Regions from separate parts of the Homo sapiens genome. Here region 1 is linked to region 2. Evidence: chromatin loops called from intact Hi-C (ENCODE). Cell type or tissue: A673. All regions are shown on one strand. Links, peaks and the distances in the headings refer to the core of each region. The heading gives the core; the rest is flanking DNA.

Region 1 (6,542 bases), core at 2,481-4,980, 170 kb after region 2:
TATTTCAAGGAGTAGTGACTTGAATGTGGACAGGTTGGGGTTATGGGAGAAAATCTAAAGCCAAAGACACAAACCTAGGCAGAGAAACCATAATAAGCTTGAATACACTGAGACTGCAGTACACCATTTTATGCGCTATGCTATCTTAACGCATACATTTTAGTCAATGGGAGGCATATCACTAGGATTCTATGTTACCATCATTAACCCTATTGATCAGCAAACTGCTCATCTCCCCCCATTTCTCTTGTTGCAGTTCTCATATCATAAATTGTATTTATAGGTGTGTGATTAATTCTAATACAGAAATTAATTTAAGGTTTCCTTTAGACTTGAACCTACTTTAGCTTAGTTCAGTCCTCTGTATCCCGAGAGATGAGCTGAAAAAGCAGATATAGTAGAGATAATTCTAAATTCCCTACTTTGTTTCTTCAAAATATAGGTATTCTCACTGGTTGCTTTCTCCTAACACTTTCCTTTCTTTCTGCCTTATTTAAAAAAAAAAAACAAAAAACTCAAAGCCTGATAGATTTTAGAGACGCAATTAATTAAGGTTATATACGGGGCTTTTTAAAAACCACATAATTGCCGACAAAATACCAACCAGGTTGGTGTTCCGTGAGGCAAAAGAACCACAAGTCATTACCAAAACCTTAACTCATATGGGAAGGTAAAAATATACAGCATGCTGTTTTCACATACCATACTCAGAAAGCCATGTGCGAGGGAGGCTATAATCAAGACAGGAAGAGGCATTTTCACAGATAACTTCTTAACGGGGTTGTAGACTGTCACTCTCACGCCCCTCACTTGTTCTTTCCAACCTATTACCATCTGGCCTTGCTCCAACAATCTGCAACTCTTCTTTCAAGGTCAAGAACAACAAATGCCATCAGTCTCTTCTCAGCCCTCCAGTTCTCTGACTACTCTGCCACATTCTCTTTTTTTTTTTTTTTTTAAAGAGACGGGGATACCCTCTGTCAACCAGGCTGGAGTGCAGTGCTGTGATCATAGCTCACTGCAGCCTCCTGGGCTCAGACAACCTTCCTGTCTCAGCCTTCCAAGTAGCCGGGACTACCGGCACATGCCAACATGCCTGGCTAATTTTTTTTTTAATTATTTTTTGTAGAGACAGGGGTCTCGCCACGTTGCCCAAGCTGATCTCAAACTCCTGGCCTCAAGCAACTCTCCTAGCTTCAGCCTCCCAATTTGCTGGGATTCTAGGCATGGGCCACTGAACTTGGCCCACTTTTCTTCTTTAAATTCAATCTTCTCCAGTTTCCACCAATCTATCTCAAGCCAATCATTCTTTCCCTCTCATTGGCTCCTCTTTTCATAATTCTGATTATAAAGTAAGGCTCTGTCTTCTACTCTTCTTGCTTTCTCACTCAGACATATCATCCATGCCTAAGGGTCAACAGCCTCCTCCACTCTTTCAATTCTGACCTTTCACTTAGCATTCCCAGTCGCTTGCTGCATGCTTCCAATTGCAGGGTATTAATTACTTTTAGCAAATGTACTAGAATCAAGTGCCCAACTGATTATCAAATTCCGGAAGTGTACCCAAAGGACAATGACTAATTCCTCATTGGGTCAAAGTCTTTCCTATGTGGAAGCAAGAGAAAGGAACAGAACTAACACTGAACATTGTGAGGAGCCCAAAACATGACTCCTGCTGAACACATTCTATTTGGTTGTAGAACCCAACCAATATAGGCCCCGTTGATCGATTTCCCCACAACAAGAGGAGGTCATAAAAATCATGCTTCCACTTTCTCAATAGATACTTATCGCTCATGAATGTCTGTGAATCAGAAGACCATGGGACTATAACTCTACTCCACTCAAACTCTCCATACTCCCAAAGCTGGACCTCATGGTCCTCAGATCATGTAATACTCAGACACAGCACTCCAGTAAACCACTTTCTGGCCAGAAACTCATCCTTCCCATAGTTCCTCTCCCTTCCATCCACTACAGCTTGTTCATCATGATCCTGAGGTCCTGGATGCTGCAGCACTCTCTGCAGTTATCAGGGGAGGCTTCACTGCCTTCAGTTCATTTCCCTGCCAGCCTGGTCTAGGACCCTCAGCACACACACTCATCACTGCACATATCACCAACGACCACCCACATGCTTTTGATGCCCAGGCTCATTTGGTCCAGCCTATTTCTCTCCTAAGTGTGAGACTCAATAAATACACAACCACCCCACTGTGCTCTTCAAGAGCTTATTAACTGCCTCTTTTAGATTCTCCTGGGTATAGTCCAGACTTAAAATGCCTCACTTTGGGAGACAATGTAATTTAACCATTGGAGGAACAAATGTTGGTCTATATATTTCAGGCATTTTCCAAATAAAAACCTCCAAGAAAAAGCAAACTTGTATCTTAAAAGATGCAGAACTATTTAGGGCAAAAAGTACACAGAGAATGAGAAAGAAAAAAGATGTCACTGCATTTAACAAAAGAGTTAACAATATTGTTAACAATAACAAGAGTTAGCCATGAAGTAATTAGGATATAGTACTTGAAACTGGCACCACCTTTTACCAGGCATTACAATATTGCTATGAGTTCACAAAGCTCTGTTAGAGCAGAGGAAAAAGAAGGATTTGAATTCTGTCACTGTACTAGCAACACCACCTAGGGATGAGGAAGACAATATCTAATAGAATAACAAATAAAGTAAGTATACATGATTCATCAAGCTCTTCAATAAAAATGTATTTTAGAATTTATCAACATCCCTTTTGAATCATGTTTCAAAAATCACACAATCTGTTCAAACACGGATAGACCCCCAGATAAATCAGAATCTCTCTCTCTGTTACCACGCCTCTGTGGACTTAGAAATCACCACTTAGATTTGTAAACAAGGCTTAGTTTCATTATTGTAAATCAATTTGGCAGGACTTATCACTCCACAGAGAGCTGAAATAATTGAATTTCTGGACTTCTAAGGAAGAAGGTTTAAGTACATTAAGGCTTCCAAAAGGAAGATCACCAACTCTTCTTTAGCAGAAAATGCCCCTGGAGAATTTTGAACCATTTCTTGATCTAGTGGCAACTGGATGTTATCAGTGGCAACTAAGGTATCTGTCTACACCTGCTGAGGCTCACAAGTAAAAACTAAAAAGTACTGTGAATCTCTGTGATAATGGAGCGTAAAGCTACCACTTAAGTCTTTATTACTAGTAAGTAACGGATTTTAAGAAAAAAAGAGATACTCAAATCTATCTATAGATAACCAAAAAACCAAACAAAACACCCAGAAAAATCTAAGGTTGAAGAACATATATAATTTGAGACTTTTGAAACAAAACACCCAGAAAAATCTAAGGTTGAAGAACATGTATAATTTGAGACTTCTGATCAGAGCCTTCCTCAATAATGTAAGTTTAAAAACTATTACCAAAGTGACAAGATCCCATGTCAGATAGCAGAATGAGAACAAGGCTACTCTTCAACTTAGTCATCCTCTTTTATCACTACAACTTCAATCATAGATGTAAATGGAAATTTCTGCTTCCTTTGCTACTTTTCTGCTTGACTGAATTTTATAATGAAAAACGTCTGTTCCTTCCAGGCAGAGCACGAGTGTCATTCAAATTGTACACACCAGGCAAAGAGTGAATGCATTTGTTTAGATGCAAAAATCATTTAAATATGTGTCATTATAGGCTGCAGCACATTTGCGGATTCGGCAGTTTAAAATTCTCTTAAGCAATAAAGCAAGGCATCAAATGAAAGTGCACTCAGGCTTCAAACATCTTCAGACTATGTTTTCCTGTTTGCACACAGCGAGCCCCGCCTTCCTTTCCTGACCCCACTCAAACAGAAAGCAGTGGAACCATGCCCTAGCCCATCCTATTACCCCAAACGTCTTCCAGGTCAGCAATCCAAAGTCACGTGAAAGCTCCATCTTCAGTTTCCCTCTCCAGGGAGCAAATATTTTGAAGAGCAAGCATTCCAAGCAAGCAGAAACTCAGCCTTTAAATCAAACTAAGCTTAAAAGTAAGGTCCTGCCGCACACAGAAGGCAACAGAAAAGTGTCTGAAGAGATAGCTCCCATTTTATATTTAACATTTAGAAATGAGAAAACTGTGTGTGATTAATGCTTATAATTAGAGGGGGTTAACCCTTATTTCAAATAATGTAGTTCCTGTCTTTCATTTAAAATTATAAAGATGACTAAAATGTACATGAAAGGAAAATTACAGTTAGGATCTGCTGTGTTTTAACCCAGAACTGTGGTTTTTTGAAGAAAATGCTGGAAAAGATTCTGATTTGGTAAGAATATCTGGATATGAGAATCTTCTAAGAAAGGTGATTTACCATTTTCAGGCCAAAGGCAGAGAGTTTCTAACAATGATAAAATTAACAGGCTGTAGGATCTTCATTCTCTAAGCTTCAGGTGACCCTTTTAATGACTAAATAAAGTGTGTACTCAAGGTCACCCACGAGGAAGAAAAAGGTCAGTTCCCTCTCTTGAGGGACCCCCTCCCCACTCACGCTATTACACAGCAATTCTAGAGATTCACTTCATTTTTGGTTTATGTTCAAACTGTCTGGATATTTCAGGGCCTTCGCTTTTAAGTTTCCATAATAGGGCAGTTGACTATTTATATAAGTCCCTGGAAAATGTGTATTTTTAACGTCATCTAGAGTAGGCCACCTTTGGGGGAAAACAGCTAATGGGTTAAAAAGCCAACTGGTGTACCAAGTATGTACAAAAGACATCTTTTATAACAGTTCTCACGTGCAAAAGAACATTCATTAAGTATAACAATAAATAACAGGCAATATGTGCATTTTTCCAGACCCTAAGCACTTGATAAAGCCATATTGTCATTTTACACTCATTTTTAGTAGCTGTTTAATTGGTATTCCTGTATAGGACAGTTTTGTAGGTTTCCGGATTATTTCACATTCTCTTCTTCCTAGTTATAAATTTTGGTACAACTGTAAGCTCTCCTCACACTGTAATAATTACATTGCTGAGACCACATCTGTTTTTTTAAAAAAGATATTTTGCAAAAAATATATTTAAGTTGAAGTATCTGAAATACTTTTCAACGTCAAACTTTGAGAGGATTATGCTTAATTATATATCTTCACATCTTTAAATTGTTAAAAATGAATGCATAAATATTTCCTAGGGATTTATGCTTGATTCATTTGATTCTTACATACTAGTTGTTATTTACCGGCAGAGAAAGCAAAAGCAAAAAAAAAGAAAGCAAAAACAACAAAAATAGTTGATTCTGGTGCTAGTCCAGAATCAGGTTGATTTCTGCATCAATAGCAGGGTTTCTACATTAAATTCATTCAAATTTAATTAGTTCTCTGCATAAAATCAAGGGTCTAGGAGAATTTAATAAAAGCTGAAAACAATCCTATCCTTTGCCTGAAACAGATTTTTATCCCAAATGGTACTCAGCAATAAGCCAACAGAGAAAAATGGAATAACAGACATATGCCATGTTCACGAGTTCTCTGTTTAACCTAAGAAGTCTGAATTTGCCATTTTTTGATAAGGAACTGGTGTACATCTTAGAAGAAATATTCCATTGAGTCTGAATTCTTGGTGGAGCACCCGCAGAAAGAGAACCAGTAAATAGTATGTATGAGGCCTGGCCTGGACATAATGACTCAGGAATCATCAATGCAGGCCTCTGAAAAACCACTGCACTTATGAGATCTCCTAGCAAGTATGTGTTGTGTGAGAAAATGGACAACCCCAGGGTACTCCTATTAAACACTGATATTTAGAATTTCTGAATTCTGATTCTAAATATTTTGCAATATTTGGAATTTCTGAATCCTAAATATTGCAAAAGGTGGCGCGGGGAGGACGGGGAAGGGAGCCTGAAAGGAAAATGGAGGACAGCAGAAAGAAAATCAGAAGCAGCAGAATGACATCAGTGTGGGGAGAATGCACCCATCAACCGATGCCACTGAGAGACTGTGGAGGACACAACAGTGCCCAGTGAGTCCGACAACCAGAATGATAGCAAAGAGCTCATTCCCTGGAGCTCAAGGAACAGATGCCTGATAACAGGTGACTGTGGAGGGAACTGGAGGTTACGAAGATCACACAGGAACTTCTGACTACCATATAAAGAAGCATATCTGTGAAGAGACAGAGCGAGGGTGGAAGTTAAAGGAATACACAGAGTTGAATGACTGGAGTGAGGGATCAGGGAGCTCTAAAGAAGAGGAAAAATATGAGAAGGCTAAATACTATTGAGATGTGAAATTAAATACAGGGTCAGTAGGCCAAGGGTCTTTATGAAGTCAAAGATCAGATACAATGAGAGTAAAGGACCTACTGAAGAAGCTGTGTGCACAGATGCCCAGGAATTCAGACTCACCTAAGAATTTAGAACAAAGGTGGAAAAAGAAAACTAAGCTCAAATTATTTAAATAGTACAACAGGGTAACTTCTTGACATACTGAACATGAGCCTATTCATGTTAAATATGCTTGGAGAATATCATTAGTCCATGGCTTACAATCAATTCTAAGCTTTCAAGAAAG
Region 2 (6,542 bases), core at 2,629-5,128:
TTCAACTCATTCTGCTGAAACGAACCTTTCTGACACTTATTTTTATAGGGTAGTGATGCTAAAACTCTCTTAATTCTCACTGGCTGTATATTTTAATCTTTCTATAGCCCTTTTAAATCTGAGATCCTTATATAACCAGTGATTTCTTTAGAGCTCACTCCTTTTCTGTTATTAAGATCTGGCAACGTGCCAAGCACGGTGGCTCACGCCTGTAATCCCAGCACTTTGGGAGGCCAAGCTGGGTGGATCACTTGAGGTCAGGAGTTTGAGACCAGCCTGGTCAACATGGTGAAACCCTGTCTCTACTAAAAATACAAAAAAAAAAAAAAAAAAAAAAAAAAAAAAATTAGCCAGGTGTGGTGGCGGGTGCCTGTAATCCCAGCTACTCCAGAAGGCTGAGGCATAAGAATCGCTTGAACCCGGCAGGTGGAGGTTGCAGTGAGCTGAGATTGTGCCACTGCACTCCAGCCTGGGTGACAGAATGAGACTCTGTCTCCAAAAATAAATAAATAAATAAAAGATCTAGCAACACAATAGGTTAGAACTATATTTCTGAGATTTTTAAGAAAACTTTCTTGAACAGTTTGAAGAGTCTTCCCTTTTAGATTTTGGAGCCAAATATTTATACTGAAAAATAAAAGTAAAGAATGAGCTCTGGCCGGGCACAGTGGCTCACACCTGTAATCCCAGCACTTTGGGAGGCCGAGGCGGGAGGATCACGAGGTCAAGAGATCAAGACCATGGTGAAACCCCGTCTCTACTAAAAATACAAAAAATTAGCCGGACGTGGTGGCAGGCACCTGTAGTCCCAGCTACTAGAGGCTTAGGCAGGAGAATGGTGTGAACCCAGGAGGCAGAGCTTGCAGTGAGCCGAGATTCGTGCCACTGCACTCCAGCCTGGGCGACAGAGTGAGACTCCATCTCAAAAAAAAAAAAAAAAAGAATGAGCTCTCGGCCAGGTGCAGTGACTCATGCCTGTAATCCCAGCCTTTGGGAGGCTGAGGCGGGCAAACAGTTTGAACTCAGGAGTTCGAGACCAGCCTAGCCAATATGGCAAAACTCTGTCTCTACTAAAAATACAAAAATGAGCCAGGTGTGGTGGCACATCCCTGTAATCCCAGCTGCATGGGAAACTTAGGTGGGAGGATAGCTTTAGCCCAGGAAATGGGGGTTGCAGTGAGCTGGTATCATGCCACTGTTCTCCAGCCTGGAAACAGAGACAAATCCTGTTTTAAAAAAAAAAAAAAAAAAAAAACAAAACCAAGAGCTCTCCACTAAAAACTTTACAAGCCCACACTACTTTTGAAATGATACTGTGAATACTTTTGGTGGTCCAAAAAAAAAAATTCATATTATCAAGTCAGCATGACAGATAAATTCATGTTTACAGCTCAATAGTTTGAGAAGCTCTTGGCAGAAGAGCTCTTGCTATAATAGTTCATGTTTGTTTAGCATGAATAGTCATCTAGGGAAGACTTTTTACATTAAGCAAATCTTACTAAAAGACAAAATCAGTAAGCTGGCACATAGGGAAATATTCATAATAAGGTGATAATGCATGTAATAAAATGTGATGAGTAGTTTCAAATAAATGGCAGGGACCTTGGTTTGCAGGCTTACTTAGAGGTCTTTCTTGAGTTGTGCTGATTTCACCCTAAGCCCTGGTGACTCCAGCTCTCTCTTCCTGTAAGTCATGATGAGTGGACAGAGCCTTTTGTTCATGTGGGGGCTAAGGGAGGTATGTCCTTCATGACACCTCTTGCATGGCTCGGGTCAAGGACCTGGTTTCCCTTTATTTGGACTGCAGAAGGGTGGTGATGAATTGTAACAGAAAGGGTAGCTTTCTACCCTATGTGAAGAGCTCGCTAATGTGTTTTTCTTTTTTATTCTGGTCAAACTGTATAATTAGTCCTTCAGAGTCTATTTTTTCTTTGGAAGTAAGCCAGGAGGAGGAGCTATAATGGCCACTATGCCCCCAAATCACCACTGTTATTACAATGGTCCCTACTTGACACTGCATGCTGGAAGCTACCATATTCTGTTTTTTTAGATATGAGAGTTAAGGAGAAGCCATTTTCCTCAGTCATGATTATAAAGCACTGGGTGGGGGAAAAACAAAAACCTTTTTTTAACTTGTTTCTGAGGACAACAGTGATTATTCAAAAACAATGCCATCACTTGAACGGCATGACAATCTTGGGAAGGCTTTCTAAGTTTGGAAAGGCTAAAGATATAATTCGGCACATTAGACTCAAGTGGGTGGTCTCTAAAATGTGAAGAAGAACCAAAGCTATGCTACAAAACACGGGGAAATTAGCCCAAATGTTTGATAAACTTACTACAAGCACAAAAACAGAACACACGCATGGCTTAATACATGTGCAGTAAATACTGCTATTCATAGACAAACCTTAACTAGAATCTTCCTCACTTCATATCTGAGCATTCTTTCTCAACTTTAGCCATCTTACTGGGCAACCCAAGCCTACGCTGTGTATGAAAGGAAGCTTGGCTTAGGCCACCCTCTCTTCTGAATAGAATTGTTCCCTTCTTCTTTGCCAATCCAGGTGCCTCAAATCTTTCATAACCTCTCTGGAAGCCCATCTCCAGTAAGTTCTCTACTTAACATGCCCCTGGGTTAGTACTCCATCTCCTCCCATCACAGAACATTCTTGTTAGCACTTAATGTTGCTTTGTATTTCCTTGTCTTCCAAATTCCATCTCATGTTTCCAAATATGCAAAATTCCTTCTATTATACCTCAAGCTCCTGAGAGCAGGGACCCTACCGTTTAATTTCTTTCAAACCTAGAAAGAATTTAGTGGATTGATCTTTGTGAAATCCCCAAGTGACATCATATTCTTACTGTTATGAGAAAGGTTTTGGATGGTTTTCTCCCACCAGTGTAATACCATTAACTATTCTCTAGCTCTTCCTTTAAAACACACTGTTTTTGTTTGACAGCGTTTGGAGGTGTCCTTTTTGTTAGATTTAGATTAAAAAAAATTTTTTTTAAAAGAATAGGCCGGGCATGGTGCTTATGCCTGTAATCCCAGCACTTTGGGATGCCGAGGTGGGTGGATCACCTGAGGTCAGTAGTTCGAGACCAGCCTGGCCAACATGGTGAAATCCCGTCTCTACTGAAAATACAAAAAAATTAGCTGGGCATGGTGGGGCGCATCTGTAGTCCCAGCTACTTGAGAGGCTGGGGCACAAGAATTGCTTGAACCCCCGAGGCAGAGGTTGCAGTGAGTTGAGATCGTGCCACTCCACTCCAGCCTGGGGGACACAGCGAGACTCCATCTCAAAAAAAAAAAAAAAAAATCAAAAAACAATTTTTTTAAAAAAGAAAAAAACATTGACTGGTAGTGTCACCTGTTCCTGGATGTTTCAATAGTAACATATAGGCTCTCCTGGCCCAATGTAGAAATTTGATAAAATTGAATGAGTCGAATGAGCGCTTTCTAAGTTACATTTTATGCTTGTAGATGAAGAGCATGTCTTTTAAAGAGAAGCACCATGAAAAAAGTCCCAAGGCAAATGACCAACCTGAGCTGGCTGTGGTTGCAATTAGAACTGAACTGACCCTCAGCCCGAGGCCTTACAAGTTGGCTGAGCAGAACAGGAATGTCAACTCCTGGCTCCTTGAGATTCCCTTACATGACATTGACAATAAGGAGGACATTAGAAGAACTGAAACTGTCTCTGACTCACTATAATTTAAGTTCCCCTTAAAAGCCTACAGACAGAAATTCATAAATCAACGAGACCAGCTGTCAAGACGTGTCACACTACTGTCTCTGCTGCCACTGTTAATCACAGCATAAAGGCATGAAGATGCCACAGGCAGACTCTCAGTCTTCATCAGTGACCGTGCTTGGAGGCAGTCATGGCTCGAGCCTGTGGTGGAAGTGTGAGGGACAGGGTGGGTCTCCTGGTCTGCTGCTGACTGTATCTGAACCAGGCAGCAAAGGTTGACCTCTGTGTATTAATATCTTCAAAGAAAGTTAATTCCCTGTTCTTTGACTATCGCCTGGGGACATTATGAGGATAAAGAAGAAAATAAATATGGAAAAGTATGTGTTATTTGGGATTAAAATCTCCCTGGAATACACAAATTTGTCAATTCAATAACTTTCTTCCTCTTTTTGATTCACTGAAAGCACTGGCTACTATCAGTTGGGTGAGGTTGTTCATAGAGTAGACACCAGGCACATATATGCTTCTGCTGTGCTATGACATTATTCATAAAATAAAAATGTGTTTCTTCTTAATGTTTGTGAAACTGTAAAAAAAGAAGTGTCTATTTCAGTGTTAATGGGATTTTTAAGTAATACATAAAAAAAGGGCTTATGTGCAAAATTATGCATCCACATCTGTTGTGTTACTTTAGCCACTCATTGAGAATAAGTACATACAACCCACAAAACAGAAGATGTATTTTGGGCTCTGGAAAGAAACCAATTCTGGTATTTTCAGGAAATCATGTCTACTTCAGTAACTGATTGAAGTTTGAGCCCAGTTCAGTTAGAAAATTACCCATCTGGACACCAAACAAGAAAGGAGAGATGTTCACACTGGTATCCAAGTCATCACCTGAGAGTCTACATCTATCTGGGCTTCTGTTTTTAAGGACAGGCTGTATATAATCGTCTCTGTTTTTGTTTTGTTTTGTTTGTTTTAAAGAAAAAAGAAAAAAAAAAACCCAAATTTGGAAGGGCTCTCTTTTAGGTTTCAAAGGGAAAGCTCAGAAACAAAAAAAATCATTTCACTCGGAACTTGGGAAATGAAGAGTAAGGAATAGTCAAGGGGAATTTTTAAAAGTTTGGTTTCTAAGGTCACTTCAAATTCTACTCTGCAGTAAGTACAATTGAGAGAGGCTTAAAATGCAGAAAGGAGACAACGTCTGCTCGAGCTTAGGCCCAAGATGCGGAGAGGCACAAGTCAAGCGGTTCTGATACCTGGTCGAGTGGTCAGTCCTCGGTCGGCAGCAGGGCGGGCATCAACAGGCTCAACTGGGCACAGGAAGCAAGGGACACAGAAAGCAAACAAGACAAATCAAGATGGTAAGTCGTGGCTCCCAAACATAGTCGAGCAGGGAAAAAAGCATATGCAATAAACAAGTTACAAAAAAGGAGCAGCCAGAAAAGAACCACAGTGAGTTAATCCCGAGCATCGAGGACCAGGAGGGGCACCACTTTAAATGGCTTATCGCTATTGATGTGCCAGTCCTGCTCCTTAGTTTTCTAATAAAAGCCCTCACCAGGATACGCAGCAACATCAAAGAAGAGGGGTGGGGAGGGTGGATTTCCCTCTGAGCTAGTTTAGAGATAGTTTCTTGGCTTTTGATTAGAAATAAAATATTCCCAGCCTAGCAGAAAACCTTAAAGATACTTCCTTTTACAACTGCCCAATCTTATCTTATTTTACAGTTAATTAACTACAAAAGGACTCTGTTAAATTTCCAGGGGAAGTGCAAATATGAATTTATCAGGAGAGCAAAGTTTTACTATATAATCTGCCATTTAGTGAGTGAATCAAATTTGTCCTTAGTATGAGGGCAGAAGAGGGAAACCGCAGTCTTTTTCTCACTTTTTCAAAAAGGCTGGCTTCCATTTGACAGATGACATACAGCTGAAACGTGTGAAATGAGGATATTTCATTTTATATTTGCCATTGTTCACAATTTTCCCTTTTTATGTGTTCTGGGTCCGACCCAAAGAAAGCAGTGTGGACAGCATGATATTCCTCACCATCATCTGACCTTTCCAAAGCACTTCTGATGCTCAGAAAATACTTCCTTGTTTTACGCTGGCGTTTGAAGAAACAAGGAATGGGGACAAAAGTGAAGTTTTTAGGATTAATAATGGTCATAGGGTAAATGAAGCCACGGAGGTAGGTGCAGGGGGAAGCTGCTTTGGTAAGGTGGCAAGTGTAAAGGGAAAAAGGTAAGACAAAGTGAGCACAGGTGCTGAAGGAGACACGGTGTGCTCGATGAAATGGCTTCTAACAATTTCAGCAAAACCATCCAGCTTACTGATGCACACAGGCCAGGCATTCAAAGGTGGGATTCTCAGTCCAAATCGATTTTGGATGCCACATGTTAATAGAAACAGTGAGGGAGAAAAAAAGTGGCAGTAAGCCAAGTCTCCAAAATATAAGAAAATATTTCCGGGAGCACTAGGATATTTGGATGAAATAAAAATTTGGTCCTTTCTCATGTAGAGACTGGCAGCATGGTGGAGTCAAAAGGAGGGTGAGGCATCTAATCCCAGGCCTGGGCCCAACATTTACAATGTCTGTGGCCTTGGGATGCGCCACTTCTGTGGCTGTTTCTCCATATGGAAACAGAAATGTTAACATCTGCATCTTCTAATTATGGTGAGGAACAAATAAGTAACCTTTAAAGCCTGTTTGAGACCCTACCAGATACTACAGAACTGCACTGATTAAATATCCTATGATTAAATATTCCATAGTAACTACTGATGCGAGAGTGACTATTCTCTAGTATTTCACTAGTGCATTAGAGGAAGACATAGT

What was found. Peaks named below come from ENCODE experiments on the same cell type or tissue, not always from the same donor. Only the 100,000 strongest peaks of a DNase experiment are listed, where the experiment ranks them.
Region 1: a loop joins it to region 2, with 1.8 times the contacts of the local background. A loop is called at or near these places in 2 of 110 quality-filtered maps.

What each region holds. Positions count from the first base shown.
Region 1 is chr21:26,067,423-26,073,964 of GRCh38, forward strand. All of the region lies in intron 3 of APP (amyloid beta precursor protein), which reads right to left. Among named protein-coding and RNA genes, the nearest start is that of APP, 100 kb to the right of the region's middle. In A673, for the core only: no CTCF peak of the experiment used is centred there; a DNase peak (open chromatin) is centred at 3,719; H3K4me3 peaks cover 1,151 bases; H3K27ac peaks cover 1,416 bases.
Region 2 is chr21:25,900,064-25,906,605 of GRCh38, forward strand. It overlaps APP (amyloid beta precursor protein), which reads right to left. Exons shown (of 18, transcript NM_000484.4): 15 at 4,961-5,014. Among named protein-coding and RNA genes, the nearest start is that of GABPA, 170 kb to the left of the region's middle. In A673, for the core only: no CTCF peak of the experiment used is centred there; a DNase peak (open chromatin) is centred at 3,768.